Regions from separate parts of the Homo sapiens genome. Here region 2 is linked to region 1. Evidence: chromatin loops called from intact Hi-C (ENCODE). Cell type or tissue: PC-9. All regions are shown on one strand. Links, peaks and the distances in the headings refer to the core of each region. The heading gives the core; the rest is flanking DNA. Region 1 overlaps CASC15 (cancer susceptibility 15). Region 2 overlaps CASC15 (cancer susceptibility 15).

The links. A loop is a pair of places that touch in the nucleus more often than their neighbours do. Peaks named below come from ENCODE experiments on the same cell type or tissue, not always from the same donor. Only the 100,000 strongest peaks of a DNase experiment are listed, where the experiment ranks them.
Region 2: it touches region 1 in a loop (2.8-fold over the local background); 2 of 110 quality-filtered maps call a loop at or near these places.

Annotation. Positions count from the first base shown.
Region 1 is chr6:21,795,253-21,811,186 of GRCh38, forward strand. It overlaps CASC15 (cancer susceptibility 15), which reads left to right. Exons shown (of 12, transcript NR_015410.2): 4 at 7,405-7,488. Among named protein-coding and RNA genes, the nearest start is that of CASC15, 140 kb to the left of the region's middle. RefSeq lists an enhancer at 2,610-3,207. In PC-9, for the core only: no CTCF peak of the experiment used is centred there; a DNase peak (open chromatin) is centred at 5,889; H3K27ac peaks cover 1,401 bases.
Region 2 is chr6:21,724,570-21,740,503 of GRCh38, forward strand. All of the region lies in intron 2 of CASC15 (cancer susceptibility 15), which reads left to right. Among named protein-coding and RNA genes, the nearest start is that of CASC15, 66 kb to the left of the region's middle. RefSeq lists an enhancer at 14,235-15,157. In PC-9, for the core only: no CTCF peak of the experiment used is centred there; a DNase peak (open chromatin) is centred at 7,292; H3K27ac peaks cover 2,563 bases.

The DNA.
Region 1 (15,934 bases), core at 2,586-10,585:
GGCAACACGGTGAAACCCCGTCTCTAATAAAATACAAAAAATTAGCTGGGCGTGGTGGCATGTGCCTGTAGTCTCAGCTACTCAGGAGGCTGAGGTAGGAGAATTGCTTGAACCCAGGAGGCAGAGGTTGCAGTGAGCCGAGATCATGCCACTGCACTCCACCTTGGGTGACAGAGCGAGACTCCATCTCAAAACAAAAAAATAAACAAAAACAAAACAAAAAAAAAACCACTAGGAAATTGACATTGGCATAATGCCATTAACTCAGGTAAGAGACCTTATTTAGATTTAACCGATTTTTACATGCATTCTTTTTTTGGAAGGGGGTGTAGATTTTTCTTTTTTTCTTTTTTTTTTTTCCCCTTTTCTGTTTGGCTTATGTAATGTAGCATGTTTTTAAGGTTCATGCAAATTACAGCATGTTTCAGAGCTTCATTCCTTTTTATGTCTGAATTAATATTCATTATACATATATACTATATTTTGCTTATCCATTCATCAGTTGATAGACACTTGGGTTGGTTCCACCTTTAACTAGTGTGAATAATGCTGCTATGAACATTGGTGGACAAGTTTCTGTTTGAGTCTCTGTTTTCAAGTATTTTGAGTATATACCACTGAGGAGTGAAATTGCTGGGTCATCTAGTAAGTCTATATTTAAGTTTTTGAGGAACCACCAAACTATTTTCCACAGCAGCCCACCATTTTATATTCCCACCAGCAATGCCCAAGGGTTCCAACTTATCCACATTCTAACTAACACTGGTTTTCTTTCTTTTTTTTTTTTTTTTTTTTACAGTTTCAACTATTAATTCAACACCTTAGTGAACACCTGCTCAGTGCGGGCATTATTATGTGTTAACTAGAGGTTTTTTTTAAATTTTTTTTATTTTTATTTTTTTTATTGATCATTCTTGGGTGTTTTTGGGGGATTTGGCCGGGTCACAGGACAATAGTGGAGGGAAGGTCAGCAGATAAACAAGTGAACAAAGGTCTCTGGTTTTCCTAGGCAGAGGACCCTGCGGCCTTCCGCAGTGTTTGTGTCCCTGGGTACTTGAGATTAGGGAGTGGTGATGACTCTTAAGGAGCATGCTGCCTTAAAGCATCTGTTTAACAAAGCACATCTTGCACCGCCCTTAATCCATTCAACCCTGAGTGGATACAGCACATGTTTCAGAGAGCACAGGGTTGGGGGTAAGGTCACTGATCAACAGGATCCCAAGGCAGAAGAATTTTTCTTAGTACAGAACAAAATGAAAAGTCTCCCATGTCTACCTCTTTCTACACAGACACGGCAACCATCCGATTTCTCAATCTTTTCCCCACCTTTCCCCCCTTTCTATTCCACAAAACTGCCACTGTCATCATGGCCCGTTCTCAATGAGCTGTTGGGTACACCTCCCAGACAGGGTGGTGGCTGGGCAGAGGGGCTCCTCACTTCCCAGTAGGCGCGGCCGGGCAGAGGCGCCCCTCACCTCCCGGACGGGGCGGCAGGCCGGACGGGGGGCTGACCCCCCCCACCTCCCTCCCGGACGGGGCGGCTGGCCGGGCAGAGGGGCTCCTCACTTCCCAGTAGGCGCGGCCGGGCAGAGGCGCCCCTCACCTCCCAGACGGGGCGGCTGGCCGGGTGGGGGGCTGACCCCCCCACCTCCCTCCCGGACGCGGCGGCTGGCCGGGCGGGGGGCTGACTCCCCCACCTCCCTCCCGGACGGGGCGGCTGGCCGGGCAGAGTGGCTCCTCACTTCCCATAGGGGCGGCCGGGCAGAGGCGCCCCTCACCTCCTGGACGGGCGGCTGGCCGGGCGGGGGGCTGACCCCCCCATCTCCCTCTCTCCCCGACGGGGCGGCTAGCCGGGCGGGGGGCTGACCCCCCCACCTCCCTCCCGGACGGGGTGGCTGGCTGGGCAGAGTGGCTCCTCACTTCCCAGTAGGGGCGGCCGGGCAGAGGCACCCCTCACCTCCTGGACGGGGCGGCTGGCCGGGCGGGGGGCTGACCCCCCCACCTCCCTCTCTCCCGGACGGGGCGGCTAGCCGGGCGGGGGGCTGACCCCCCCACCTCCCGCCCGGAGGGAGCGGCTGGCCGGGCAGAGAGGCTCCTCACTTCCCAGTAGGGGCGGCCGGGCAGAGGCGCCCCTCACCTGCCGGATGGGGCGGCTGGCCGGGCGGGGGGCTGACCCCCCCACCTCCCTCCTGGACTGAGCGGCTGGCCGGGCAGAGGGGCTCCTCACTTCCCAGTAGGGGCGGCCGGGCAGAGGCGCCCCTCACCTGCCGGACGGGGCGGCTGGCCGGGCGGGGGGCTGACCCCCCCACCTCCCTCCCGGACGAGGTGGCTGCCGGTAGGAGACGCTCCTCACTTCCCAGACGGGGTGGCTGCTGGGCGGAGGGGCTCCTCACTTCTCAGACAGGGCGGTTGCCAGGCAGAGGGTCTCCTCACTTCTCAGACGGGGCGGCCGGACAGAGATGCTCCTCACATCCCAGACGGGGCGGCAGGGCAGAGGTGCTCCCCACATCTCAGATGATGGGCGGCCGGGCAGAGATGCTCCTCACTTCCCAGATGTGATGGCGGCCGGGAAGAGGCGCTCCTCACTTCCTAGATGGGATGGCGGCCGGGCAGAGACGCTCCTCACTTTCCAGACTGGGCAGCCAGGCAGAGGGGCTCCTCACATCCCAGACGATGGGCGGCCAGGCGGAGACGCTCCTCACTTCCCAGACGGGGTGGCGGCCGGGCAGAGGCTGCAATCTCGGCACTTTGGGAGGCCAAGGCAGGCTGCTGGGAGGTGGAGGTTGTAGCGAGCCGAGATCACGCCACTGCACTCCAGCCTGGGCACCATTGAGCACTGAGTGAACGAGACTCCGTCTGCAATCCCGGCACCTCGGGAGGCCGAGGCTGGCGGGTCACTCGCGGTTAGGAGCTGGAGACCAGCCCAGCCAACACAGCGAATCCCCGTCTCCACCAAAAAAATACGAAAACCCGTCAGGCGTGGCGGTGCGCGCCTGCAATCGCAGGCACTCGGCAAGCTGAGGCAGGAGAATCAGGCAGGGAGGTTGCAGTGAGCCGAGATGGCAGCAGTACTGTCCAGCTTCGGCTCGGCATCAGAGGGAGACCGTGGAAAGAGAGGGAGAGGGAGACCGTGGGGAGAGGGAGAGGGAGAGGGAGGGGGGTGTAGATTTTTCTACAAAATTTTGTTATCCTTGTAGATTCAAGTAGCCATCACTGCAATTGGGATACAGAACTGTTCCAGCATGACCAAGAAATTCCCTTCTGCTACTTTTTGTTTGCATTTTTGAGACAGGATCTTGCTCTGTCGCCCAGCCTAGAGTGCAATGGTGCGATCATGGCTCGCTGCAGCCTGCAGCCTGGAACTGCTGGACTCAAGCAATCCTCCCATGTCAGCCTCCCAAATAGCTAGGGCTACTGCCACCACATTCATCTAATTTTCTATTTTTTATAGAGACAGAGTCTTGCTATGTTGCCCAGGCTGTTCTTGAACTCCTGGCCTCAAGTGATCCTCCTGTCTCAGCCTCCCAATGTGCTGAGATTACAGGTGTGAGCCACCACACCTGATCCTCTTCTGCTGCTGGTTAATAGTTACACGCTTTTCCTAATGCTAATCACTGACAACTACTGATTAATCCACACATTTTATGTGTGCCTACTTTTAGAAAACCCAGCCAAACATCATACCTTCCTAGGTGCAAGAATCCTATTTCCAACTTTTAAAATTCCCTATGGGCCTGAGTACTTAATGGGTGCTTAATAATGACTCCTTGAAACACTAAGTAAAAAAAAAAAAATAGAACTCAGAGCTGAAAAACATATGAATCAAGATAATTTACAAAACAATAAAAAAGTTAAGACTACTTTCTTAAATATGAGCTCTTCAGGTTGACTAAGTGACGATTTATAATTTCTTTTCAGGGAGTCAGTACACCTAAAAGTGCTAATGATCTGAAATAAAGCTTCTCTAAAACATAACTTTTTTTCAAAGCAATTCTACTAATATCTTTTCCTTTAATGACCTCTGTGATGTTGGTATGATGAAGTTTGTTATCCCTAGCTGATAGAGTAGGACACTGAGACTAAGAGAGGAAAGAAAGGCCAGGCGTGGTGGCTCACACCTGTAATCCCAGTACTTTGGGAAGCCGAGGCGGGTGGATCACCTGAGGTCAGGAGTTCGAGACCAACCTGGCCAACATGGTGAAATCCCCATCTCTACTAAAAAAAAAAAAAAAAAAAAGTACAAAAATTAACTGGGCATGGTGGCAGGTGCCTATAATCCCAGCTACTTGGGAGGGTGACACTGGAGAATCGCTTGAACCCAGGAGGTGGAGGTTGCAGTGAGCCGAGGTCGCACCACTGCGTTCCAGCCTGGGTGACAGAGTGAGACTCTGTCTAAAAAAAAAAATAAGAAGAAAAAATAATAAAAAAAGAGAAGAAAGAAAGCTAACAGTGAGTACCAAAGATGGCTATTTCAGTAGGTTCTTCTAACAGCCATGTGAGGTGGACGTTGTTATTTCCATTTCAAAGAAGAGAATGTGGACTCTCTGAGGTTCAATAACTTGCCTGTGGTCAGTTTATATCAGAGACAAGATTCCAGATCCCACATTCTCACCCTCACTCCACAATGAATGTTTTCCTCAAGAATAAAAGTCAAATAATTCAGGCCAGGCATAGTGGCTTATGTCTGTAATCCCAGTACTTTGGAAGGCTGAGGCAGGATTGCTTGAGCCCAGGAGTTTGAGACCAGCCTGAGCAATAGAGTGAGATCTTGTCTCCACAAAAAATAAGACAAATTAGTTGGGTGTGGTGGCACACGCCTGTAGTCCCAGCTACTCCGGACACAGGAGGATTGATTGAGCCTGGGAGGTAGAGGCCGCAGTGAGCTGTGATCACACGCCACTGCACTTCAGCTCAGGTAACAGAGAGAGACCCTGTCTTAAAAAATAAAGACAGGGTCTTTAAATAAGTAAGTTACGTAAGAATTCAGGTTGCTTGTCTCTGCCCCCTGTTTTTAAAAAAGTGTCAGTGGTAGTGGTGTTTTAGTACATTACCTACTTATAAAGGATAATATACTATAATAGTTCATAAAAGTGGTTGAGGGCTTTGAAGTTAGCCAGACTTCTCTCCAAGTACCAGCTCGGCCACCCTCTAGCTTTGTGGACTATGGATGTGTTGTTTTATTTATTGAAGCCTCGTGGACTCATCTATAAAATAGAGAACCTGGTTGTTCTCCATCAGGTTGAGGGAATTCAATGGAATGAAACCTGGAAAGCACTTAGCAGAGTGCCTGGTATGTACCAGTCATTCAATAAACAGCAGCCATTAGTGTATATGAATCTTTCATTTTATGGACTTTCCACTGCTGAGATCAAAATACAAGCAAATAAATACTTAGATTGTGTTATGTGCAAAGCCACATACTATTGTTGGAATTAATGGAGGGACACAGTGATTTTTTTTTTGGACTTAAAAATACTTGTTGAAATTTAGAATGCCATCTTGTCTATAAATTTTTTTAATTCATCAGTTAAGTTACTCTATTTTCAAATTGAAAGGCTGCCAATTTTTTTTTTTTTTCAAAATTCCTGATTTTGGTTTTAAATGAGTGGATTTTCCAAAAATGAAGGATTTGAATTAGATCTTACTAAGGTGCTGGTGACCCCATCTCTCTTTCATTTACCTGACATATTCATTTCCTGAGAAATGGTCAGGTGGAGAGGCAGCTGATACGGATTTTTGTGTGTGTGGTGGGAGTGGGGGTGCTCGCTGCATACAGCTTTTGCTAATATTAAAAGATAATTGCGTACACTCAACAGGCATTGCAATTGCAGTCACATTCTCCTGTCGTCCAGGGAATGGCACTCGGCTCTGCCTAGCATGATGTTTGTTTGTTTAGGGCGAGACTAATGGTTGAGGTATTTGTGAGAAGCATTTGTATCATAGTGACAGACTGCAGGGCGCTCTTTCCTGTGTTACAGATTGCTAGGAAATTGGATAGGACCTCCTGAGATATTCTATCCCATGCCTTCCCTCAAGACAAGCCTGTGACATACATGAGAATAGCGGTGGGGGTGGGGTGGAGAGTCAGGGACCCTGTGGGAGTGAGCTGCGTATCCCATACGGCCTGGAACGTCCTGTATTCTTAGGAACAGCCTGCACATAGCAATATAGAGCATCCTTGGCACTGCATGGAAAATGGACTGATACTCTCTTGAGGGCCTCTTGGAAATCTCTAAAGTGAAGAAAGAGGAAGAAAGACAGCTTTGCTTGACAGTTCTCATCAGAAGCCTAAATGATACAGTGCAATGCTGAAAGTTGGAGGCTGGATTGGTGAGGCTGGAGTCAGATGGGGGTAGGATAGTGGTTCTCAACTCTAGATGCAAATTATAACCTCCTGGTGGCCCATTGAAGGGTGTTGTCTTTAACCTCCCAGATGATTCTCCTGTACATCTGGGATTAAGAGCCACTGAGATCCACACCCTGATGAAACAGCAAAGCAAAACACCAACAAGGGCAAATAAAAAACTGGAAACAACCCACAATGGTTGAATAGGTCCCGTATTTCCTAATGAGGCCACTGGCCTTCCCAGTTGGCTGAAATTTCTCTTTTCACATTCTGAAAATGGGTCCAGTGGGCAAATATCCTGTTGATAGCTGAGTCCACCCAACTGCATTTTGTAGCATGTGGGATGTGGCTACTCTGTTTGCTCCAGAGTGAGAAGCAGGAAGTTCACTTTGGAATCATTATTTAAAGGCTCTCTGGGACCTCAGGCTTTAAACAGAAATATATAGTGCATTCTAAGGGGTATTGTGTTTAACTATTAATAATTGTTCCTTTCATATGAGAGATATTACTGTGTAGGGTGGACAGAAACCCTCTGAGAACACCATGTGTTTCATGTTTACCATGAATAAGTCTTTCCCTCTCAAAAATCATAATTTGGAAATCATTCTTTTCCTGTGAAAACCAGAAAGTTGCTTTTTTTTTCCTTCTGTTCTCTTAATAGGAACAGTAATAAAAGTTCCCATTGGGAAAAGCTTTCATTTTGACGTGGTGCAGTCAGTGGCGGTCTCTCTAGGAAAGCCCTGGAAAAGGCATTGCTGCATTTTTCTCTGTTGCATGTGTCTTTTCTCCCCTTAGTGTCATGTCCAAGCATGATGTCACTCACATGTCATCTGCACATCCCAGGTCCCTTTGCAAATGGAAACTACAGAAGAAACAAAAATTGATTGAGTGCATAAAATCTATTTCAGGAACATCCTAAAGGGTCTATCTCAGAAGCACTGAGTTCCAAAGGATTTGCTGACATTTATTGTTCTGCTTCAGATTATTAAATGTCTTTCTGATCACATGATGCCATGTTTTGCATAGTGTGACATATCTGTCCTGTTTTAAATTCATAGGAATTGGCAACAAGCTCATTTCACTGGTGGGTTTGCTGAAGCATTATCACAAGACAGTCAGAATGACTGATGAGTGCTCTTCAGGTAGGGAAATGCTGCCAGCCTGGTTTGTATTTTGTCTTACCAAGAGTTTTGCTCCTTAATTTTCTATTTCAGTTATGAATAATCCCTTTTCATGCTAGTAGCCATAATCACATTATAAAGGATTTAAAATTTGTCATTTCCTGGTAGTATTTCTTACAGCGTAAGCATTTTTGGTTCATGTACGATTATTCTCCTTTTATTTTATTTTTTAACATGAGGAGATATCATAGGCCAATATTAAGATTTCCTAATTTTAATGTTAAGAGCTAAGCACATATTCTGGTCAAGTAGAGAAGTTAAAGAGTGACCAGACTTTATCTGAAATGGTAGGAATAGGAGACATGCTGTTCCATGATGTACCTTGACACGGTTTTTAAAAAGCAACATTTATGCCTGAGAATCTAATGAGTTTGGTTAAAAGGAGATCTAGTAAGCCAATATTCATTCATTTCTGCCTCTCCCCCTAGATTCCTCCAATCATGTTTGTTTCTGTGTCTTCTTTTTTTTTTTTTTTTGAGATGGAGTCTCGCTCTGTTGTCCAGGCTGGAGTGCAGTGGCGCGATCTCGGCTCACTGCAAGCTCCACCTCCTGGGTTCACGCCATTCTCCTGCCTCAGCCTCCCGAGTAGCTGGGACTACAGGCTCCTGCCACCATGTGTGGCTAATTTTTTTTTGTATTTTAGTAGAGACGGGGTTTCACCGTGTTAGCCAGGATGGTCTCGATCTCCTAACCTTGTGATCCACCCGCCTCGGCTTCCCAGAGTGCTGGGATTACAGGTGTGAGCCACTGTGCCCAGACCTGTTTCTGTGTCTTCTTAAATTTAGAGACCGTTAGCTTTGTGTGTGTGTGTGTGTGTGTGTGTGTGTGTGTGTGAGAGATGGAGTCTCACTAGGTTGCCCAGGCTGGAGTGCAGTGCCTATTCACGGGTGTGATTATGGCACTCTACAACCTTGACCTTCTGGCCTCAAGTGATCTTCCCTCCTCAGCCTCCTGAGTAGCTGGGATTACCAGTGTGTGCTACCATGCTCAGCAATCTTTAAATTTTTTTGGTAGCTATTTTTTTTTTTTTTTGAGACAGAGTCTCACTGTGTTGCCCAGGCTGGAGTGCAGTGGCGTGATCTTGGCCCACTGCAACCTCCTGGGTTCAAGTGATTCTCCTGCCTCAGTCTCCCAAGTAGCTGGGACTATAGGTGCCTGCTACCATGCCCAGCTAATTTTTTTTTTGTATTTTTAGTAGAGATGAGGTTTCACTATATTGGCCAGGCTGGTCTTGAACTCCTGACCTCAGGTGATCTGCTCACCTCGGCCTCCTAAAGTGCTGGGATTACAGGCGTGAGCCACCGCGCCCGGCCTTGGTAGCCATTCTTGTAGAGCACTACACATCTGTCTCTGACTGAACAGGCCCAGAGATGTGGACAAGTTGGTCTCATAGAAACTTATTTTCAAGTTCGTCATGTGAGAAGCCCAAGGGAGTGGAGGACAGCCGTATATCTGGAAAGTGAAAACACGTAGCTGTACTTTTTGGGCAAACATAAAACTACATTTGAATATAGTAAATTCTTAGATAACTGTGAGCCATGGCCAACCAAAAGCATGGCACATACAAGGAACATGTGCCGGGTGGACCTTGAATGATCACATTTAACTTTGTGTCTGTAGAACTTGTGTTTCATTTTATTTTTCCCTTCCAAAGTTGTTTTTTGTTTGTTTGTTTGTTTTGTTTTTTTTGAGACAGAGTTTTGCTCTTGTCATCCAGGCTGGAGTGCAGTGGTACAACCTCAGCTCACTGCAGCCTCCACTTGCCAGGTTCAAGTGATTCTCCTGCCTCAGCGTCCCAAGTAGCTGGGATTACAGATACGTGCCACCACGCCTGGCTAATATGTTTGTATTTTTAGTAAAGATGGAGTTTCACTGTGTTGGCCAGCCTGGTCTCGAACTCCTAACCTCAGTTGATCCCCCCTGCCTCAGCCTCCCAAAGTGCTGGGATTACAGGCGTGAGCCACTGTGCCCAGCCCCTCTCAAAGTATTTTGAGTGGAACATTGTTCATAGAAGAAGTTACATCTTTTCTGGGGTTAGGATGTACATTTCATTAGGTCCTTCCAGATACTTAAAAGGTTCTCCGCATGCTGGTAGAATATGTGGTAATTCTCAGTTGATGAATTATATGATTGTGGCAGTTTGAATACGTAGATATTATAGATGTTGTAAATGGTTTTGTCAGGCAGAGTGAGCTACTATTTTAAACTAGCAAGAATATTCACTTTAACAGGCAGTTTCTTATTGGTGGCTAAGGCTGTTACAGCTATGTCAGTACTTTTTAGAAAAGATAAGCTGAAAGTATTACTCATTTATATTTATAAATCTAATCCTATGCATAACCAATGTTGAGCATTCCAAGCATTAATCCCGTGGTACTTGGCGTATAAAGGCCATGTGGAGCTAGACCTGGAAACACACCGTATACTCATCTCTTTTTGAATCTATGGGTATTTTTCCCCCTTTGGGAGTTCATTTTTCCTGGTTGTTCTGGGGGCTCACTGAGATGTAAGAGTTTCAGATTCTGGTTTCTTTGCGGAAAGACAGCAGAGTTCAAATTAGGCTCATAGACATTCTTGCCTAGTTGCCAATAATTCCTTACACAGTGACGATGGAGGTAAAAGAACACTGAGCAAGCCAAGAGCAGGGAGGGGAAGAGAGGAATCTCAAAGAATTCAGATGGGCCTACAAGGCAATTAATGTCAATACATTTCCTGTTTCCCACAACTTGGTTAGAGGTGGAGCTTGCAGTGACCTGAGATCGCGCTACTGTCCTCTAGCCCGGGAGACAGAGTGAGACTCTGTCCCCCAACAAAAAAAGTACAATTTTTGGCCAGGCGCGGTGGCTCACGCCTACAATCCCAGCACTTTGGGAGGCCGAGACGGGCAGATCACCCGAGGTCGGGAGTTCGAGACCAGCCTGACCAACATGGAGAAACCCTGTCTCTACTAAAAATACAAAATTAGCCTGGCGTAGTGGCACATACCTGTAATCCCAGCTACTCGGGAGGCTGAGGCAGGAGAATTGCTATAACCCGGGAGGCGGAGGTTGCAGTGAGCCGAGATCGTGCCATTGCACTCCAGCCTGGGCAATAAGAGTGAAACTCAGTCTGAAAAAAATTAAAATAAAAAGTACAATTTTTATACTAACGATGGCTATGTTATATATATATATATATATTTATATAATTTTTTTAGACGGAGTTTCGCTCTTGTTGCCCAGGCTGGAGTGTAATGGCACGTTCTCAGCTCACTGAAACCTCTGCCTCCCGGGTTCAAGCGATTCTCCTGCCTCAGCCTCCCGAGTAGCTGGGATTACAGGCATACGCCACCACGCCCGGCTAATTTTGTATTTTTTAGTAGAGACGGGGTTTCTACATGTTGGTCAGGCTGGTCGCGAACTCTCAACCTTGGGTGATCCGCCCGCCTTGGCCTCCCAGAGTGCTGGGATTACAGGCGTGAGCCACTGTGCCCGGCCTTTTTAAAAAAACTTTTTTTTAGATGGAGTTTCACTCTTGTTGCTCAGGAGTTGCACCTGGAGTGCAGTGGTGCAATCTCGGCTCACTGCAACCTCTGTCTCCTGGGTTCAAGTGATTCTCCTGTTTCAGCCTCCTGAGTAGCTGGGATGATAGGAGCATGCCACCACGTCCAGCTAATTCTTGTATTTTTAGTAGAGATGGGGTTTCATCATATTGGACAGGCTGATCTTGAACTCCTGACCTCAGATGATCCACCTGCCTCAGCCTCCCAAAGTGGTGGGATTACAGGCGTGAGCCACCACGCCTGGCCAGTTATATCTTTTTACCTGACGAAAACTGTAAACAACTTTTGGCATTCTACGCCTTTCAAAACAATTCAACTTTTTTTTTTTTTTTTAAATTTAAATCATGGAATTCAGATGAGCCTTCAAGGCAATTAATGTGAGTTAGGTCATATTGAACCTGTGTTTAGAGATACGTAAGGACTTTGATTAGTGCCCATCTTGTGCCAGCTTGTATTTCCCGTTTAGAGTTGGCAAAGGACAACATGTTGTAGCATTGGTCTTAGATGAATTATTGGTCTTAGGTTTTATTACCTAAAACCTGGATTTATTTATTTTTAACAATTAACCGAACTGTGACATCAATATCAGTTCCCATTCTTTGGTCACAGTTTAGTCATTTGAGAAAGGGTTGAGAGGCTTTTTAGGAGAAAAATTCATGCACATGCAGAGTCTACTCTAACACAGAACCACCTCACATTGAGTTTTGAAGCTAAATGATCTTTCCACGGTAATTATAATTAAGACCAGTATATTACAAAGAATCAGTTTACCAAAAAGAACTTTAAAAACCCTGAAGAACTAGGCCACATGCCTAGTTCACACCTGTAATCCCAGCACTTTGGGAGGCCAAGGCAGGCGGATCACCTGAGGTCAGGAGTTCGAGACCAGACTGACCAACATGGTGAAACCCCATCTCTACTAAAAATACAAAATTATCTGGGCATGGTGGTGCATGCCTGTAATCCCAGCTATTTGGGAGGCTGAGGCTGGAGAATAGCTTGAATCTGGGATTCTGGGAGGTGGAGGTTGCAATAAGCCAAGATCATGCCATTGCACACCAGCCTGGGCAACAAGAGTGAAACTGTCTAAAAAAAAAAAGGCCAGCTGGGGACTGAGGAGCAATTTGGGGTTATGTTGATCTTCTTGGGCTGGCAGAGTCTCTGGGCAACAGAGTTCATGCAGCTGGATTAAGGTTGCACCCTGTAGTTTCTCTTTCCACTTGGACAGAAATGGAGGTGTTGGGCCTATAATCTGGTCCTTGCCCAAAGCCAAGTTAGTGTTATGCAGTATTTCTGTTTTGAACACATTTGTCCTTATTTTCCCTTTTCTCTTCTTGCCCACTAGTAGGGAAAAAAATAATCCGAGTTATTTGCTTGGGTGGAGCCACTCTTTGATTGCAATGCCCCAGGGTTTTCTAGGTTAACAAATTGGAGCTTTCCAGCCGGCTGAGTAGGGGTGGGCTACAGCTCTTCTACCCTGCCTTCTCATATTCCTTTCCTTCCTTCCCACTCCAGAAGAGAAAGCAGAGGCCTGGTTGCTGAGTGTGGAGGACATGCTGTTTTGGGGAGCCTAGGGACTGTTGACCACAGCTGTGTCTTTTTGTGGAGAGGAGTTTCAGCATATTCTTGGAAGGTGTGGGATGCAAAATATACACCTTTTAGTTGAGTACTTTTGTAATGCAGCCCTGTGTGCCTTAGAGCTCAGAAACACTGGGGAAGGAGGGTGGGGTAGTTGGACGTGAGGGTGAGGATGGGTGGGGAGGAGGCGTAAATCTCCTGGGCTCCATCAGGGCAGGAATCAACATCCCAGGAAGCAGAGACAAACCCTTTGGCTTCTGTCCTTGTGCTCCATGGGTGAATCAGAAAGGACCGTGGTCAGTTATGTGGGAGTGCAGAAAGCCAGCCAGCCAGCACGATTCGCCTTGGAGGAATGACTTCTCATGCTGCCACCTCCTGCTTCTCTGCTGGGGGTGTGGAAGAAACAGTATGGGATGTGGGCGGTTTTCTGCTGCAGTTTATTGAACAAACAGCTGCCCTCCTCCATTTCTCTCCCTCCCTTACCCCCATCCCGCCACATCCTTCTTCCTGGGGCAGGGTATAACCATGCTGTAAACTTTGGTAGTGGGAGAATCTTGCCAATACTTTCTGAAACAGCAACTTTTTTTTTTTTTTTTGGCTTGGAACTGTTAGTTCAAAGCTGGAAACAGAGTAAATAAAATTTGATCTAGTCATTCTAGAAATGATTTGTATCAGTCCAGAAAATGGCCAGAGTCCAGTAGTTTGAATCTAAAAGAGCTGAACTAAGATAAGGTAAGGAGCCAGTTTTTTAACCTGGCAACCACATGCCCCAACTTGAAAGCCTGTTTGCTGCTCTTCTTTTGTTATCATAACCTCTTGAACAGAATACGCCATTTGAAACAACAGTAAACGCTTCTCAGTGGATAAGTTTATGACCTAGTTTTTGACCAAGAGCACTTACGGGATTGAACGGCGCGGGGAAGAGCAAAGGACCTTGGACACCATTCGCCAGGAAGTTCTGTGCAAACCGGGAGCTCGGGGCTCATTAGAAGCCGGAGACATTAAGCAGCAGCTGTTTTATGGTGTGAACTTTTGCACAGAGGATTTCAAGAGGCTCATTCTCCTCGGAAGTCTGTTTGCAAAGTGGTTCTTTCTTGGCTGTTGCTTCATCCTTCTTCAGAGGCCTATTTTCACTCCGAGTGTGAGCATTTCATGCCAAACCCAGCCATGACCTTGTGGCTGCTGAGCTGCCCGCATGGCCTGACCCCACAGGTCTTGGGATGGTGTGCGCAGCAGAGCTAAACCAGGAGGGGTGTCTATCTCAGCTCTGCTGGCTCTGGGGCTGGTCGCACCCTGCAGACTTGGAGTTGAGGACCAGAAACGCAGGGGGATGTTACAAAAGGAGCGTGATCCTGCAGCCCCTTTCCTCTCTCATAAACTGGATGCTTGGCCCTCCATCCTCTCTCCAGCTTTTTTCGTGAACTCTTGCACCCACTCTCAGCCTTCCCCTCTGCACTCTATTAAATCTGAACTTGAGTTCTTGTTCCGCTTAACATGGGAAGATATGCTTTTCAAGGAGAAGTATGAGAAATGAATTAAAATATATCTACAGTTTACTAATGGTGGTATAGGCCTTAGAATATGGTTAACGAAATTTCTTCCTCCTTTCTTTTCTCTTCCTTCTCTCCTTCCTTCCTTTGAAATTGTTTTTCTTTTTATCCTCCCACTTGTATTTGCTTTTACAGTGAAACTACTCAACAAAGCATACTTAGATGTGTTTTAGAAAGAAAAATCATTCTCTCTAAAGAGCACTATTAAAGGCATGATGCAGTCTGGGATCCATGAGAATATAAAACACAGAATTTAAAGGGTCAAAGTTAACGTTAATTATCTATTAACATGATTAATATTAGTAATAAAACTTACTGAAATGATTGGGTCCCATTTTTATATTTCACATTTCTTTTTTAGTAATGTACATCTTGTATATCACAAAAGATTTACCTATTTCTGTTCTTTTATCATTGACACATGAAATCTATATACAAAAAGATTTTTAAATGGGGGGAGGCAACATTCCTATCATCTAATGGAGAAATAATTATATACATGAAAGTGCATGAGAAAATAATATTCAACATTACAACTGTTTAGGCAGTGTTTTACATTTAAATTTAAATTTAATTTACATTTGAAAATGTAAAAGGAAAATACAAGACTGCATGTGCAATATTATCTATGCAAAAGTACACTGTCGAGTGTTTAGAAGGAACCATGCCAGAGAGTTTATAGTAGTTGAATATGGATTATGAACAGTTACTTTTATTTTTAATTTTTTGGGGGACAGAATCTTGCTCTGTCACCCAGGCTGGAGTGCAGTGGTGCGATCTCAGCTCACTGCAGCCTCTGCCTCCTGGGTTCAAGTGATTCTCCTGCCTCAGCCTCCTGAGTAGCTGGGATTACAGGTGCCCACCACCACACCCGGCTAATTTTTGTATTTTTAGTACAGACAGGATTTCACCATATTGGCCAGGCTGGTCTCAAACTCCTGACCTCAAGTGATCCACCCGCCTTGGCCTCCCGAAGTGCTGGGACTACAGGCGTGAGCTGCCACGCCAGATTATGAGCATTTAAAATTGTTTTCTTTTTACATTCTCTTTCCTCAGTTTTCCACAATGAGCAAGCAAATCTTTTATAATTAGAACATCTAACCTTTATTAAAATACTTTAATAAGGATATCTTCCTCTCTGTTCTACCTATTTTTGTGACGTGGTTCATATTAATATAGGAATTACAAAACTTCAAAAAGTTATTCTTGTTTTAGGTCTGTTCATATTTGGAAGGCTTTCAATTTTATGTATACCTCACCCCACTTGGGGCCAGCCTGGGAGCTGTGGGTTTCCTCCCAGAGAGCTCTACTTAGAGAACAGGGCATTTCTTGCCTACTGTGGTAGTCTCCTTCATCTTCTCCTTTTTAAATAATTATTTTGCTGGGTGCAGGGGCTCACACCTGTAGTTTCAGCACTTTAGAGGCTGAGGTAGGAGGATGGCTTGAGCCCAGGAGTTCTGGACCAGCCTGGGCAACATAGTGAGACCTTGTCTCTATTAAAACTTTTAAAATGGCCAGGCACAGTGGCTCACGCCTGTAATCCCAGCCAGCATTTTGGGAGGCCAAGGCGGGAAGATGACCTGAGGTCAGGAGTTCAAGACCAGCCTGACCAACATGGAGAAACCCCGTCTCTACTAAAAATACAAAATTCTCATGGCATGGTGGTATATGCCTGTCATCCCAGCTACTCGGGAGGCTGAGGCAGGAGAATTGCTTGAACCCAGGAGGCAGAGGTTGC
Region 2 (15,934 bases), core at 2,812-10,811, 70 kb before region 1:
AGAGGTTAAGAAAGGTAGACATTAGGGCTGGTATGTTTAGAAATTTGTTGTTCTTTTTTTTTTTTTTTTTTTTTTAGAGTTCCATCCCATAATCTCAGTTTAAGTTATAATGATGGTTACCAGGCAACTTAGAGGAACAAAAGCACAGTCTTAGCCTTCATATTTCTAGCTGAGGAAAGTAGACAAATAAAACAGAATTCTGTCTCAGTTATGCACTGAGTGTGTGACGTGTAACCTTAATCTCTTTTTTTTTTTTTTTTTTTTGAGGTGGAGTTTTGCTCCTGTCCCCCAGGCTGGAATGCAGTGGCTTGAGCTCAGCTCACTGCAACCTCCGCCTCCTGGGTTCAAGCAATTCTCCTGCCTCAGCCTCCCAAGTAGCTGGGATTACAGGCACCTGCCACCACGCCTGGCTAATTTTTGTATTTTTAGTAGAGACGGGGTTTCACCATGTTGGCCAGGCTGGTCTTGAACTTCTGACCTCAAGTGATCTGCCTGCTTTGGCCTTCCAAAGTGCTGGGATTACAGGCTTGAGCCACCGTGCCTGGCCCCAAATCTCTTAACCTTCCTGGATTTGGTCCTTGAAACCAGTAATTTTAAATTACTGGCTAAATTAATTAAAATTACTGGTTAAATTAATTAAAACAAATGGCCAATAAAGCCAAACAGACACTGAGTCTTTTGTTGGTGTAAATTCCTTTACACATTTCATAATGTCTTCTATGATATTGGTTTACTTTTGGGAATTGAAACCTTTACAGAAAACTATCAGTTTCACTAAGATTTTACCATGAAATTATATATTAGATCATCTTCATTTATTTAATAAAGTGTTAAACACAAAGTTATTTCTAATTTTATTTGGGTTTTCTATGTTTTAAAAATTAAGACTGCGTATTCTTTCCCCGACAAAATCCAGCTCTGGGATTCATTAATGTATTCGAATATTTTTTGGTTTTCTATTTACTTTTCAATATGATCTTTTTTCATTTAATATGATCTATCATTTTATGATATTCCAATGGCCTCTTTTGGGTATAAGGTGGAATCACATTCACAGGTCAGCCTGAGATCCACCGGCTGATAGCCCTGCCCTGGGGCCAGCAGACCCTTGGCCTCCTTTGTAGTTCTTTTTCTTCTTCCTTTTGGGGAAGGATGTTAGAACGGACTGGCTTTGATGTCTGTCAGGCTGTTTGCTGCTCATGGTCTCAGGGTTTACAGCCACCATCACTCTGTTGGCTTCAAAAGGGGCTACTCTGGCCAGGCACGGTGGCTCACACCTGTAATCTCAGCACTTTGGGAGGCTGAGGTGGGTGGATCACAAGGTCAAGAGATCGAGACCAACCTGACCAACATGGTGAAACCTCGTCTCTACTAAAAATACAAAAAAATTAGCTGGGCCTGGTGGCGCACGCCTGTAGTCCCAGCTACTCGGGAAACTGAGGCAGGAGAATCGCTTGAACCTGGGAGGTGGAGGTTGCGGTGAGCCAAGATTGTGCCACTGCACTCCGGCCTGGTGACAGAGCGAGACTCCATCTCAAAAAACAAAAAACAAAAACAAAATACACACACACGCGCGCGCGCGCACACACACACACACACACACACACAAACAAAGGGGCTACTGTCCCGTTTATCACTGTAGTCCAAGTTTGGACACAGACCCTTCTCATAGTTCCTCAACGATTTCTAAGATAAAGCTATAATTTTGGTGTTTTTTGAGACGCAGTCTAGCTCTGTCACCCAGGCTGAGGGGCAGTGGAGTGATCATAGCTCACTGTAGCCTCTTCCTCCTGGGCTCAAGCCACCCTCCTGCCTCAGCCTCCCTAGTAGCTGCAACTACAGGTGCACTCCATCATGCCAGGCTATTTTTTTTTCTTTCATTTTTTTGCAAAGACTGGGTTTCCCTATGTTGCCCAGGGTAAGTTATAGCATTTAACATAGCTTTATTAAAGGTATAGGGTAACAGGAGAGAATTATAGCATACAGAGTAACTTGTGACCAGATGTGAGATGATTATTTTCGGAATTTATAGGCCCAGGCCATCTGCATGGCTTTAATTTTGGATTGATCTGCTCCCAGGCTCTGCCTGCTTTCCATGGAGGTGAAAGTCAGTATTCCCCACCATGTCTAGACTCCTGAGAATCCAGACTAAAGTCTCACTTGTCTCGGAGAAAAAAAGTAGAGTTTCTCCTTCAGTCTAAGGCCTTTTTTTTCCTTTCAGGATCTACCGCTTTTCAGGATGACTAATGGAAAGAATACTCATTTCCTTCAAAGATAATTTCACAGTTTAGGAGTGTTATTAGCTTAATTCATAGCCCTAGCGAGACCCCTATGTAATACCATGGTCCGTAAGTTTTTAGCTTTGAGTACACATTCTCAAAGTACACAGGCTTTGAGTGATTCATGAAACCCGTGAAGCTGTGTGCAGATTTCTGGCCACATGCCTTTTTCTCGGGAGCAGATCCATCGCCCTCATCAGATTATTAAAGTGGTCTAGCATCTCCCCAGAAGATTAAGAACCACTTAAGTAGGTCCAGCAACCGGACATTGGTTCAAGTGTGGATTAGTCACGTAGAGCATCAGGGGTTTCTTCCAGGTAGGGCTTCACTTAGAGTCCCTCCTCCATCAGCAAATATAGATGGGTTTTCACATCTTCTCTCCATACATTTATCTCTGCTTCTGATCCACAAATAAGGGCTGAAATGCAGGTATCTCCAGAGTGGTTTGTAGGAACCATATGGTCCAAATCCATTCTTGGACAAGAAGCATTTCTCCAGAGTTAACAGAGTCTGCAGAGATGTAATTTTGCCTAGGCTTTACAGCTGTGGTCTTGTAACAATCTTTATTTCATAAGCTCTTTGCATAATTAAACTGCCTATTCGGCCAGTCTTCCTAGGATGAAGAAATTGTCTCTACAAAGTAAGTAGTATTCAGTTTCTACAAAGAGATAGTCTTTTGCCAAAGGATATCCACCTCACTGTGGTTTGAAATGTACTATTAGGATTTTAGAGATCTTAAAGCCAAGATTTAGCTAGGTCTAAATTTTTTTTATTTTTTATTTTACTTATTTAAGTATTTATTTTGAGATGGAGTATCGCTCTATCGCCCAGACTCACTGCAACCTCCACCTCTTGGGTTCAAGCGATTCTTCTGCCTCAGCCTCCCGAGTAGCTGGGATTACAGGCGCACACCACCACACCCGGCTAATTGTTTTCTAGTAGAGACAGAGTTTCACCATGTTGGCCAGGCTGATCTCGAGCTCCTGACCTCAGGTGATCCACCCGCCTCTGCCTCCCAGAGTGCTGGGATTACAGGCGTGAGCCACCTCACCCAACCCTAAGTCTAAATTCTAATAATCACCTATACTCCTTTCTCTCAGCAGCCTTTGCCAGATGGAAACTTCTCTGAGGTACCTGCCCCAGGACTTGGAGTCTAGGGGAGGGATGATGGCAATGAAAGGTTTCTTTTCTCCTGTCACATCTTGCTCCAGACGTCATCTTGTCTCCTGTTACACTTGGATCTCAGGCATCTATCCTGGCTTGATGTTGGAGTCCCCCAGGTGCCTCATAGTCCCCTGGACACTGGCAGGGTCACCTTTCTTTTCTGAAATTGCAGGGCAGCTTGATGTACATTGTAATGAACCCAATTTATGATGCCTGGCAATGCATTTACTAAGTGCCATTTATCTTTTTGTGTGTGGAACGCATTCAGTCTTCTAAGCAATGCCTGGATGTTCATTCATGTCTGGACTTCAGGTTAGGCATGAGGGTGAGGTAAAGTCATTTGCAACAGGGTTGCAGCTTTCGAAATTGGGGACGTGACTGGGCGCGGTGGCTCACGCCTGTAATCCCAACACTTTGGGAGGCTGAGGTGGGAGGATCACCTGAGGTCAGGAGTTCGAGACCAGCCTGGTCAGTGTGGTGAAACCCTGTCTCTACTAAAAATACAAAAAAATTAGCTGGGTGTGGTGGTGGGCGCCTGTAATCCCAGATACTCGAGAAGCCGAGGCAGGAGAATCGCTTGAACCCGGGAGGCGGAGGTTGCAGTGAGCTGAGATCGGGCCACTGCACTCCAGTCTGGGTGACAGAGTGAGACTCCTGTCTCGATCTCTTGACCTTGTGATCTGCGTGCCTCGGCCTCCCAAGTGTTGGGATTACAGGCGTAAGCCACTGTGCTCGGCGAGACGCTTTCTCAAAAAAAAAAAAAAAAAAAAAAGAACAACAAAAAAAACCAAAAGGCCAGGTGCCATGGCTCACGCCTGTAATCCCAGCACTTTGGGAGGCCGAGGCGGGAGGATCACGAGGTCAGGAGATCGAGACCATCCTGGCTAACAGGGTGAAACCCCGTCTCTACTAAAAAAAAATAGAAAAAAATTAGCCGGGCGTAGTGGCTGGCGCCTGTAGTCCCAGCTACTTGGGAGGCTGAGGCAGGAGAATGGCGTGAACCCGGGGGGCGGAGCTTGCAGTGAGCCGAAATCGCGCCACTGCACTCCAGCCTGGGTGACAGAGAGAGACTCCATCTCAAAAAAAAAAAAGAAAGAAAGAAAGAAAAAAAAAAACTGGGGACCAAGGCAAATAGTCTTGAGGCCTACTAACATAAAAGAATAATCAGAGTCTTGTGTAGTGATGCCTGCCTTTACTCCCAGCTACTAGGGAGGCTGAGGTGGGAGAATTGCTTGAGCCCAGGAGTTTGAGGCTACAGCGTGAATATAATCGCCACTGCCCTCCGGCCTGGGCAATACTAATGAGACCTTGTCTTTAAAAAAAATGTTCAAGAAGGGCTTTTGACTGGGTCTCTTTTTCTGCCTCTGCTGTCCATGTCTCAGCATAATGTTTTAGTTTGAAATGGGATTGCTCTTTTTTTTTTTTGCCTTCATCAACTGTTTTTCTATCTCGTGTGGTTTTCCTTGTTAGAGGTGGATGCTGGGGCTTTGAAACCAGTCTGCTGAGTGGTTTCTAATATTACTGTTAGGCATGGGAAAAGGAAATCTGAGGGATGTGAATTTGGATCACTGACCTGGCAGGTTGTCAGTTTTCTCAGGGTGACGTAGTTTCTTGCTTAGGTGCCATCAGCGAAGGTTAAGAAAGTCCTCTCACTTCCATCCCTCATGAAGGAACTCAGGAGGTGATTACAAAACAGTGTTGCTGAATCTCACCGCAATTAGTGCAAGGGTAGAACATGTCTCCAGGTTATGATCATGGCTCCTTCCTCTCTTTGCTCTCCATGATCAGATTTCCCCCTCTATTGCTTTGTTTTGATGGGTATTTTACAGGAACCCGGGAGAGAACAGTCTCAGGATATGTACTATGGTACCATTTCACCTCCAATTTAGAATATTTTAATAAGTGATGATTTTACAGATTTGCAACTTGTGATCATTTATTCATTGATAGAGAATGCTAGCCAATTAAAAACAGCAACTTTCCTAGTGTCTTAGAGTTTGAAATTTCACGTGAAGGAAATATAAAATTAGGAAGTATCTAATAAATAGTTGAAGGTCTTTTAGTTTGACATCAACTTTTAAGTGTATCAATTATTTTATTGTAGAGGATTTGCTCATCCTTTTGTGTACTATTAATATTAAATATCCCACTTTGGACTAGATGAAAATAATTATTTTACAACATTATTAATACCTTAGTTTAAAACATAGAGTATGTAAAGAAATGTGTGATGATAAACCATTTTGTAATTTATTTATTTATTTAATTTTTGAGGCAGAGTTTCGCTCTTGTTGCCTAGGCTGGAGTGCAATGGCACGATCTAGGCTCACCGCAACCTCTGCCTCCAGGGTTCAAGCGATTCTCCTGCCTCAGCCTCCTGAGTACCTGGGATTACGGGCATGCGCCACCACGCCTGGCTAATTTTTGTATTTTTAATAGAAACGGGGTTTCTCCATGTTGGTCAGGCTGGTCTCGAACTCCTGACCTCAGGTGATCCATCCACCTCGGCCTCCCAAAGTTCTGGGATTACAGGCATGAGCCACCGTGCTGGGCCCCGTTTTGTAATTTAGACCTTCACTAAGTTATACTGTCTTCCCTCACCCGATTGCCCTGAACTAGTACCATTGTAATCTCTGTTCCAACCGTAGAGACAGTTTGCAGAATTTTCAGGGCTGAGCCGCAGTTCTGGCCCAGGTTCCTGTGGATGCTGAGGTTTCCGCTGACTTCCAAGATAGCACGGAGGTGGGGGCGTTGTGTCCTATGCTGCGTTCAAAAGCTGAGCTTCCGTTGCCTTAGCATTTCGCTAATGGCAGCTGTGCTGTGTGTCTTTATTGCAGGTGCTTTTTCCTGATATTTGTTTGAGCTGTTGGTGTTCAGCCTTGGTCATTTAGATTCTTCTTATCTCCCTGTTATCATGGTGTTTAGTTTAGTGTGTGTTTTTTTGTTTTGTTTTTGTTTTTTGTTTTTGTTTTTTTTGAGATGGAGTCTCACTCTGTCATCCAGGCTGGAGTGCAACCTCAGCTCACTGCAACCTCTGCCTTTTGGCTTCAAGTGATTCTTCTGCCTCAGCCTCCTAAGTAGCTGGGTCTACAGGTGTGCACCACTATACCCGGCTAACTTTAGTATTTTTAGTAGAGATGGGGTTTCGCCATGTTGGCCAGGCTGGTCTTGAACTTCTGACCTCAAGTGATTCACCCACTTCAGCCTCCCAAAGTGCTGGGATTACAGGTGTGAGCCACCACGCCCACCCCTCTTTTTTTTCTTTTTCAAATATTCTTTCTTTTCCTCATAGCTGCACTTTGTAATGCATAGGGTTAATAAATTGTTATTAGATCTCCCTGGCCAAGCTTAGAATAGAGCAAAGAGTCACTGAGAGCTAGATGTGTAGACAGGGGCCTTGAAAGTTTTGGTGATTTGCTCAAGGTAACCCAGCGGGTGGGTGGTAACAGAGCTGAGACTGCTGGGAGCTCCTTTTCAGTGATGCTTAACCATGTCTCCCTTCTGCTGCCTGTAGCTGTTTCTGTGTCTGGACTTGTAATCATAGGTGGATTCATATGACACCTCTCTAACTGCACCAAGAACAGGAATGTCCACCCTCCTTGAAGGATATGAGTTCTAATGTGGATTCTTGGTCTTCTTTGGGGGCTCTTCTTATGTTTAATGCACTTGTTGCAGCATATACTGAGAGTCTGTGAAATGTTTTCAGATGTAAACTATTGAATCATTTCAAGTATTTGTATTCATTAGTACTCATAGCACAAATGCCATTCCTGTCCCTTAAAGTGTGCAAAGCATGGGTGTTTGAGGGCTTGGCAACCAACGTGTGGGCACCTCTATTTTGAAATCGGTTTTGTTTGCAATTAACAAAGGTTAACAAAAAAGTCCTTTTGGGAAGTTTGGCCGAGGTCCTAGAATTTGTACATACCTTTGCAATGTGCTCATACTCTGTGGCACATCTAGGATCCTCAGCCCCTTGTTCTTCGCTTTTTCAGTTGACCAAGTTAAATATTAAAGGAAGAGGATTTCTTTCTTGCTACCAGGGGATTTTATCATGGTAAAAGGCTTTTAAATAATTTTTTAAAGTTGTGATAAAATACACATAACATAAAATTTGCCATTCGAACCATTTTTAAGCATACGGTTCAGTGGTGTTAAGTATATTCACATCATTGTGCAACCATCACCACCATCCATCTCCAGAACCCTTTTCATCTTGCAAGACTGCAACTGGGCGTGGCAAAATATTTTGTATGTACAAATAAATCTTTAAAGCTGAAACAGGCCAGGCACGGTGGCTCACGCCTGTAATCCCAGCTCTTTGGGAGACTGAGGCAGGTGGATCACGAGGTCAGGAGTTCGAGAGCAGCCTGGCCAATATGGTGAAACCCCGTCTCTACTAAAAATACAGAAATTAGCTGGGCGTGGTGGCATGCGCCTGTAGTCCCAGCTGCTCCGCAGCCTGAGGCAGGAGAATCGCTTGAACTTGGGAGGCGGAGGTTGCAGTGAGCCGAGATCACATCACTGCACTCCAGCCTGGGCTACAGAGTGAGACTCCATCAAAAAAAAAAAAAGGCTGAAACAATAAAGTTCTTATGGTAGAAGGTGCAGTAGTGACATATCTCTAATTCAATTTATATTTTCTGTTTCTTTAACATTTCAACATCTTCAAGTAACATTTATATAGTGTTTTCTTATATTCTCATTGAAGATTCAAAACTCATGTGGGATAGGCATTAATATTCCCATTTTATAAATGAGGAATTTGAAGTAGTAACAGAAAAAAGGTAATGAACAAATCAGGACTCCAGCTTAGTGCTGTGGGCTCTAAATCCTTTTCTGTCTCCATTCTACTGTGCTTCAAAAGGCTGTGACTAATGTTTTCTTTATCTATCTATCTACCTAGCTAGCTGGCTGGCTGGCTATTTAGCTAGCGATCTCTTTATTTTGTGGGGATGGAGCAGGCATTGAGGGAGGCTTTCTGGAGTTTTGTTTTAAATTCTGGGTCTTGCCCTGACAACAGACAGTTGTGTTCATAACCTTGGGCATCTCATCGGATCAGGGATTATGGTGCTTTGCCTAAACACTTAGTAGATGCAGCAGCTGTCTATTCAAATACTACTTTAAAAAATGCCTGGAATTGTATTTAAATTGCTTCAATTTTTCACTAATTAAATTGTAGATTGTTTCTCCTGGGGATTTTGCACTAGGCCGAGTTTCCTCAATTGTTGGTGTTGGACAATGACAAAATAAATCTTTTGCATTGTAGCTTAGTAAAAAATCCTGCTGAATGGGCTAAATAAGTCCACAGTCATCCCATAAGAGACTTATTTTTTAAAAAAACAATTTTTTTTTTTTTTGGTAAGACCAGGCATGGACAGATATTGGGCTTTTGTTTGTTTTTATTTCTGTACTTTGATTCTGGTGCTTAAAATACCTGGAGGGGTCACAGACACAACGGAGGCCCATGTCTTCTATTGAATGTGTCAGCTTCCTTGGTCTGCATGGGTTTTACCAAGAACTGTACAATGGAATTCAAATATTTTAAAACCACATGTGTGTTTCTCACATGGCTGCTACAGTTTAAATCTTTTGTCAGCCTGTTCAAGGGGTTAGATGTAGCAACCAGTTTGCCCTAGGACTTTCTCTAGAGTCCTTATAAATGGTCATCTTGCTATAGCATTTACAAAGCATTTCTCTATGTGCTGTTTTCATTCACAGAGAGGAGGAGAAAACAAAATTGGGAAAAGGAAAGAACTTAGAAGGGCTCAGTGTCCCTGCAGAGCAGGAGCTTGTAACAATATGCCCTTGATATTTTTAAACAAAAATGCTTGCTTGCTCTTAAAATGCAAATTGTTTCCATTCCCCTAAAAAAAATGCACAATTTCATGCTAATGTTCACCTCTCTATCCACAGATAATTAAGACTTTGCTCTCAGAATAAATAAGTACCTAACACTTACGAGCACTGGCTTTGGGGCAGCCAGTGTCTATGCTAAACCTTTCACATGCACGAACCTATTTAATACTCACAACGTAGTGAGGAAGGTGGTATTCTCCCCATTTTACAGACAGGAAAAAGAAGTTCAGGGAGGGGGTTAAGAGACCTGCTCAGATGTCTCACTGATAATAAGTGGCAGATCTGGGATTGGGTCCTTTCTGTGATATAAGTGCTCAGGGTTTTTAAAAAGCAACAGGGTTTTTTTTAAGGGTTGTTGCTGATATTAACAATTTTCAGATATGAGAACCAATGTGGAAGCAACTCAGCATATGGATGTTATAGCCAATCTCAGATAAAATGTAAGAGGCAAGTTCTGCTCAACAATGTGCTAACATCGGCAGAGCTGAAGTGGGGAGCTGGAGAGGTACCAAAATATTGGATAGGAAACCGAATGCTTTTTCAAATCAAGTACCTCTGAGTGACCCTAGACAGTTGGTGAGAAAGAGTTTGTCACCAACATAAATAATTGGAAAGAAGTGTTAGATGCGTTTGAAGCAACCCAGAGATTCCCTTGTGAAGCTGTTGAGAAGAGACTAGAGTGTGAAGAAAAGAAGCTTGCTTGGTGTCCAAGATAAAATAAGGGATGGATCTTAGCACTACAGATGGAAACTACAGCAGCAAATAACAGAACCAGAAGAGATACTTTTCTATCTGGATTTATGCAGAAAGGATGTCAGGTAACTACTGATGAAAGCAAATAAATCCCCAGTGGCTATAGTATCAGATAAAAATGCAGGACACATTTAAAATGGGCTCTCCACATACAAATTCCTCTTTTGAGACAACCTGTACCATATAAAATTTTATTTTATTTTATTTTATTTATTTTTTGAGACAGAGTTTCACTCTTGTGGCCCAGGCTGGAGTGCAGTGGCGCTATCTCGGCTCACCACAACCTCTGCCTCCCGGGTTCAAGTGATTCTCCTGCCTCAGCCTCCCGAGTAGCTGGGATTACAGGCATGCGCCACCATGGCCGGCTAATTTTGTATTTTTAGTAGAGACGAGGTTTCTCCATGTTGGTCAGGCTGGTCTCAAACTCCTGACCTCAGGTGATCCGCCCCCCTTGGCCTCCCAAAGTGTTGGCATTACAGGCGTGAGCCACCGCGCCCAGCTACCATATAAATTACATTGTAGGTAAAGGTCTGTGGTAGCCTTATATATTTAATTCATTTAAAACAAACCCAAGTACGTCTTTCCACAGACTCTCACACCACATTATTATTCAGCATACATTCTCCTTATTAATTTTTGGAATTAAGTATAGTTATTATGTTCTTAAAATTGTTTCCTGGCTGGCCGCGGTGGCTCACGCCTGTAATCTCAGCACTTTGGGAGGCCGAGGCGGGTGGATCACTTGAGGTCAGGAGTTTGAGATCAGCCTGTTCAACACGGTGAAACCTTGTCTCTACTAAAAATACAAAAATTAGCTGGGCGTAGTGGTGGGTGCCTTTAATCCCAGCTACTTGGGAGGCTGAGGCAGGAGAATCACTTGAACCAGGGAGGCGGAGGTTTCAATGAGCTGAGATCACGCCACTGCACTCCAGCCTGGGCGACAGAGTAAGACTCTGTCTCAAAAAAAAAAATTGTTTCCCAATGTTAGTTTTAGAAGATTATATAGCAGATGCCATGCTGAGGTAGTTCAGGAACCGTTTGTAAGGTAGTGATGAAATTCGGAGCTGGAGGGTGACTTACAGGTCAGTGAGAATAAAATGTTGCTGCTTATTTCTGAATGTCAAGTTACAATGACCTACTTTTTTTTTCTCATCTTCTTCATGATCCAAGTTTTCCAGGCATAAAATATTTGGAGGTGTTTTTTTCTCTTTCTTTGCTACTTCTCCTATGGTCATTGTGTTTCTTGCACTGGTCTGGCAAGGTAGACCTTTTAATCATATTTTAAGTTAAAAGATGTGGTAAAAGATTTTGAAACATTTAACAGGTTTTATTGGACAAATAGAAATTGTGTCACATTTGTGTACAAAAATGTTTCACTAAAATTAGGATTTCATTTAGGTCTATGTGTTTCTGTGGGGATGTGTGTGTGTGTGTCTGTCTCATAGCCTCTTCTGAAAATTTCTTGAAAGCAATAGAATGTTACCCCAAAAGGAAAAAAAAAACCCATATATTCACTTGCACATTAGATTTTTTTCATACAATTTCAAATGGTGGATTCATCCTTGAACTCCTGCTTATGAATCCTTTGTTCTGAAATATCACAGGCCATTTTGGATATACTTGGCTTTGGGTAGTGATTATTTGTGTAGTCTCCAGAGAAAGGTGGATGTTTGAAGTTGTATGACTTAGCAGGAAATTTCTAGATTTCAAGTGTAAGAGAAAATAAATCTTTTGCAAACCACGGGCCATACCTTGTATAAGGGAGAGAGACAACTTGAGTTTGAGGGTATTATGGAGATTTTGGATTGGAGGGAAATGGGGCTAGCGAAATATTAGAAAGCATAATTAATGGCTTTAGTGGTTTTTTAAAAACTTGGAACATACAATAACAAATGCAATGAAGACAAACGGTGGTAAATATTTACAGTTACACTAGACCTTAAAGGCAGGGATCATGTCCTAGTGGTGTGTGATTTGGGAGCTCATACCTGGGAGTCAGTAATTGGCTGTGAGAGTGGAAGAGGCCAGTCCTCATTAGAGACCTTCTGGGAGGAGATGAGTTCTGGGCCAGAGCTTCATCTTGAAGCTTGTTAGATTTTTTTTTTTTTGAGATGGCATCTCGCTGTCACCAGGCTGGAGTGCAGTGGTGTGATCTCGGCTCACTGCAACCTCTGCCTCCCAGATTCAAGCAATTCTCTGCCTCAGCCACCTGAGTAGCTGGGATTACAGGCGCCCACCACCACGCCCGGCTAATTTTTGTATTTTTAGTAGAGATGGGGTTTCACCATCTTGGCCAGGCTGGTCTTAAACTCCTGACCTCATGATCCACCTGCCTCGGCCTCCCAGAGTGCTGGGATTACAGGCGTGATCCACCGCGCCCGGCCGAAGCTTGTTAGATTTAAACTTTCCCCTGCAAGGCACGTCAGTGGTAAACCACCTAACGTGGTGGGGAAAGCCCGGAAGAGTTGAGAAGCCTCTCTACCCTCCTTTCTCCTTCGAGGTAGAGGCATCTTAACTCCCTAGCTCCTGCATTGTTACTAAGAGACCTGCAGCTAAACAAATGGTGCAAATCTTGGCCTAAAAGGAGCCAAAATTGTCACCTTAGACTGCATTTACCATCCTGCTAGCAATATGTAGTGAAAGACCACCTGCCTTCATCCTCTTGTAAATCCCAGTAATACTCTGTTTCTACCACTCACATGACATCCATTAAGTAATTGCTTTCGTTCCTTTACTAGACTGAAAGGGACCTTCATTTAAGGTCAGAGATCTTTTCTAACACAATTTGGTAGTCCTTGCCTACCATGGAAAGCCACACATATATTGCTGGTGCTTAACAAATGCTTGCTGAGCAAATGTTTAAAAGGCCAGGTAGGGCGTGCCACTGAAAATCTCTAAAAATTCTCTTTGGATTGTCTGTAATACTGATCAGGTTGGAACAACAATTCAAAGTTATGCTGTCAGAGGCTGAACGATTTCCTTGTCATTAGGACAATCAATTTTGTAATTTACCCTTAGTCTACACAGCAAGTAAATTGTAGTACTTGCATTTTTGGTTTCAATGATGTATATATAGAACCATGATGAATGGAATTATAGTCAAGTTCTGGTAATTTTAATGTATCGTCTCAGTTGTGGGTAGGGATAAGGTAGGGTCATTCATTAAATAACCATTCATTGATTAACATGTGTGAGGTGTGATTTTATGATTTTTATGAGGAAATAAACAAAAAAAAATGTGTTTTTTTGCTTGTAAGTAGTTCTCAACTTGTTAGGGGAGATAGATGCATGAGAAGTAGTTACAATCTCTAATGTGTTAAGTAAGAGAGAGGTAAGGAAGGGAGGGACAAAGGAGGAACTGATTGATTTGGCTTGGGTGCAGGGAGAGGGGCCTTAAGTATGAGTTGAGAGTCCAGGAGTTCAAGACCAGCCTCGGAAATACAGTGAGACCCCATTCTCTACAAACTAACTAAATAAATAAATATAAAAAATTTTAAGAATTAGCTGGACATGGTGGCGTGTGCCTGTAGTTCCAACTACTTGGGAGGTTGAGGCAGAAGGATTGCCTGATCCTGGGAGGTCCAGGTTACAGTGAGCACTGCACTCCAGCCTAGGCAACAGAGTAAGACATTGCCTCAAAAAAAAAAAAAAGAAAATAAAAGAAAAAAAAGTATCAGTAGAGAGTGGTAGGCAATGAGTGCCAATGAGACTGGAGTGGTGACATTCCAAGCATAGAAAAGAGACTGTGCAGAGCACAGAGGAAGATGTGGAGATCCCTGAGTAGTGTGCCTGGAGTATGAGATACAAGGGCCAGGGGACAACTGGAGATGAGGATGGACAAGGGCTGGGTGGAGACTCTGTGGGGGCTCTTAACCTTCTGTAGATTAGTTTTTTTTTTTTGTAGGTACCGGTGTTTTTGAGAGTGAAAGCAGGTCCTGACTACTGGTTTGTTTTATAGTAAATATCTCAATCCAGATCTCAGGTCTAGCTGAGGCAGGAGCCTTGGGCAAATAGTAAACAGGGACTGGAATTGGTCACAGGAGCTGTGTCATCACCCTTGCTCTTCAAATTATAAAGGAAGCCTAAACACACAAACTCCAGTGTGGGCCGGGCTGACTGCCAGATGTGCACAGGATCATTGTACAAAGTGGCAAGATTCTCTTGGATATTGGTTTATCTATTTGCTTAGAATGAAGAGAAATAAGGGTGAACTTGAAGTTTTTCTTGTTATCGTATTTTGACTTGCAAATCTGAGTAAAACTGATGGTGCAATCTCCTTTCTATGTGGGGCTGACCTCAGAAGAGTAGTGGCTTGTAGTGTAAATAAAATAGGAGCAACAGCAAACAATTAAAATACTGAATCCAGGTCACCTAGCACTCGGTGGGGTAAGGACTACTCAGACCCAGCACTTGTATAACCCGTATAACTGGATTTACATGTTCTGGCCCCCTATTCAATGTCTGACAAGCAGTTTTAATAAAAAAAAAAAAAACTTTACATTTTTATATACCTAGTAGCATTGTTAATCCTGTTTGTTTCTCAATTCAGTAACAAACAGGATAAATAACAAATATTTATCAAATACCTTCTATGTGCTAGGTTAAATTTTAGGAAAGCTTAAAATCACCTTCTCCAAGGTGATTTTCCCAGCTCATTTCCAAAAAAACACTTGCCACAGAGACTTCAGAGTCTTTGAGTGAAAACTTTGTCATTAATTGATTAATTTTATTCATTCAATAGAGATTTATTCTGGACACTTACAAAGTACCAGGCATGATGTTAGGCACTGGCACTGGGAGTTTGGTGCTGAACACTGCAGGCCCTATCCTTGTCTTCGTGGAGTTTCCATGCTAGGGGGATATTGACAAATAATAATAGCATTGCAGTGTAGCATGATAAATCATTTGAACGAGTAAATATAAGGTGCTTTGGGAGAGTGAGCAGGGGTTGCCTAACCCAGACTTAGAGGAAAGGCTTCTGGGAGAATGTCATATGTAAGCAGAGACTTGATGAAGAGCAAGAGTGGGTCAAAGGATGGAAAAGGGGGAGGATGGGTTAGGATTGGGGTGGGAGGCATCACAGGCATTCACAAGGTCATGTGCCAGAGCCCACTGTGTGCGTGTGGTGGTCCAGGGTGGGAGGTGTTGGGAGGGAATAAAAGCAATTTAGCTTGGCTATAGTGTGGAGTGTGAGGTGGAAGTAGAGAAATGGGGCTGGAGCATTGCACAGATCCTGAACATACTTTGAGCTCCGTAAAGGTGTTTGGAATTTATCCTAATGCCAATAGGAGACTGACTTTCCTAGAACGATCTCTGTAGCTGGTGTGTGAAGGATGGATGGGGTGAGGCAAACTGGAAGACAGGTAGACCAGTTAGGAAGTTTCCACAGTAATCCGGTGGGGAGATAATAGTAGCCCTAATTAGGGGAGTGGCTGTAGGAATGCGGAAAGTGGCTGGAGTCCAGAGCTCTTTAGGAGGTGGATTTCAGATTGGACTTGGTGACTGAATGGAGGTGGGGGTCTTGGGGAACTGGTAAGAAGGGGACGCTGTTCCTTGTGCAAACACAATGCTTGTCTCTGGGGGTGGGTATTATTTTCAGTGTAATTAAAAAAAATATTAAAACTGATCTAAGAAACCTTTAAATTGTCTGCTAGCTCAGCCAGGATACAGATGCTTTGGAGGGAGGAAAGAAATACGTTCAGAAGGGTGAATGCACTCCAATTTTGATTTTTCTCTCTCTCCTTTCAAATTTCAAGGCTGGTTGCATATGCCTCATTAGCTCACGGGAGACTGTGATCCTATAATCTTTTTTCATATTCAGAAAACTAGAGATGTTAAACTTCCTTGGAGAAGGTGATTTTTGCAGCCTTTGAATAAAAGCA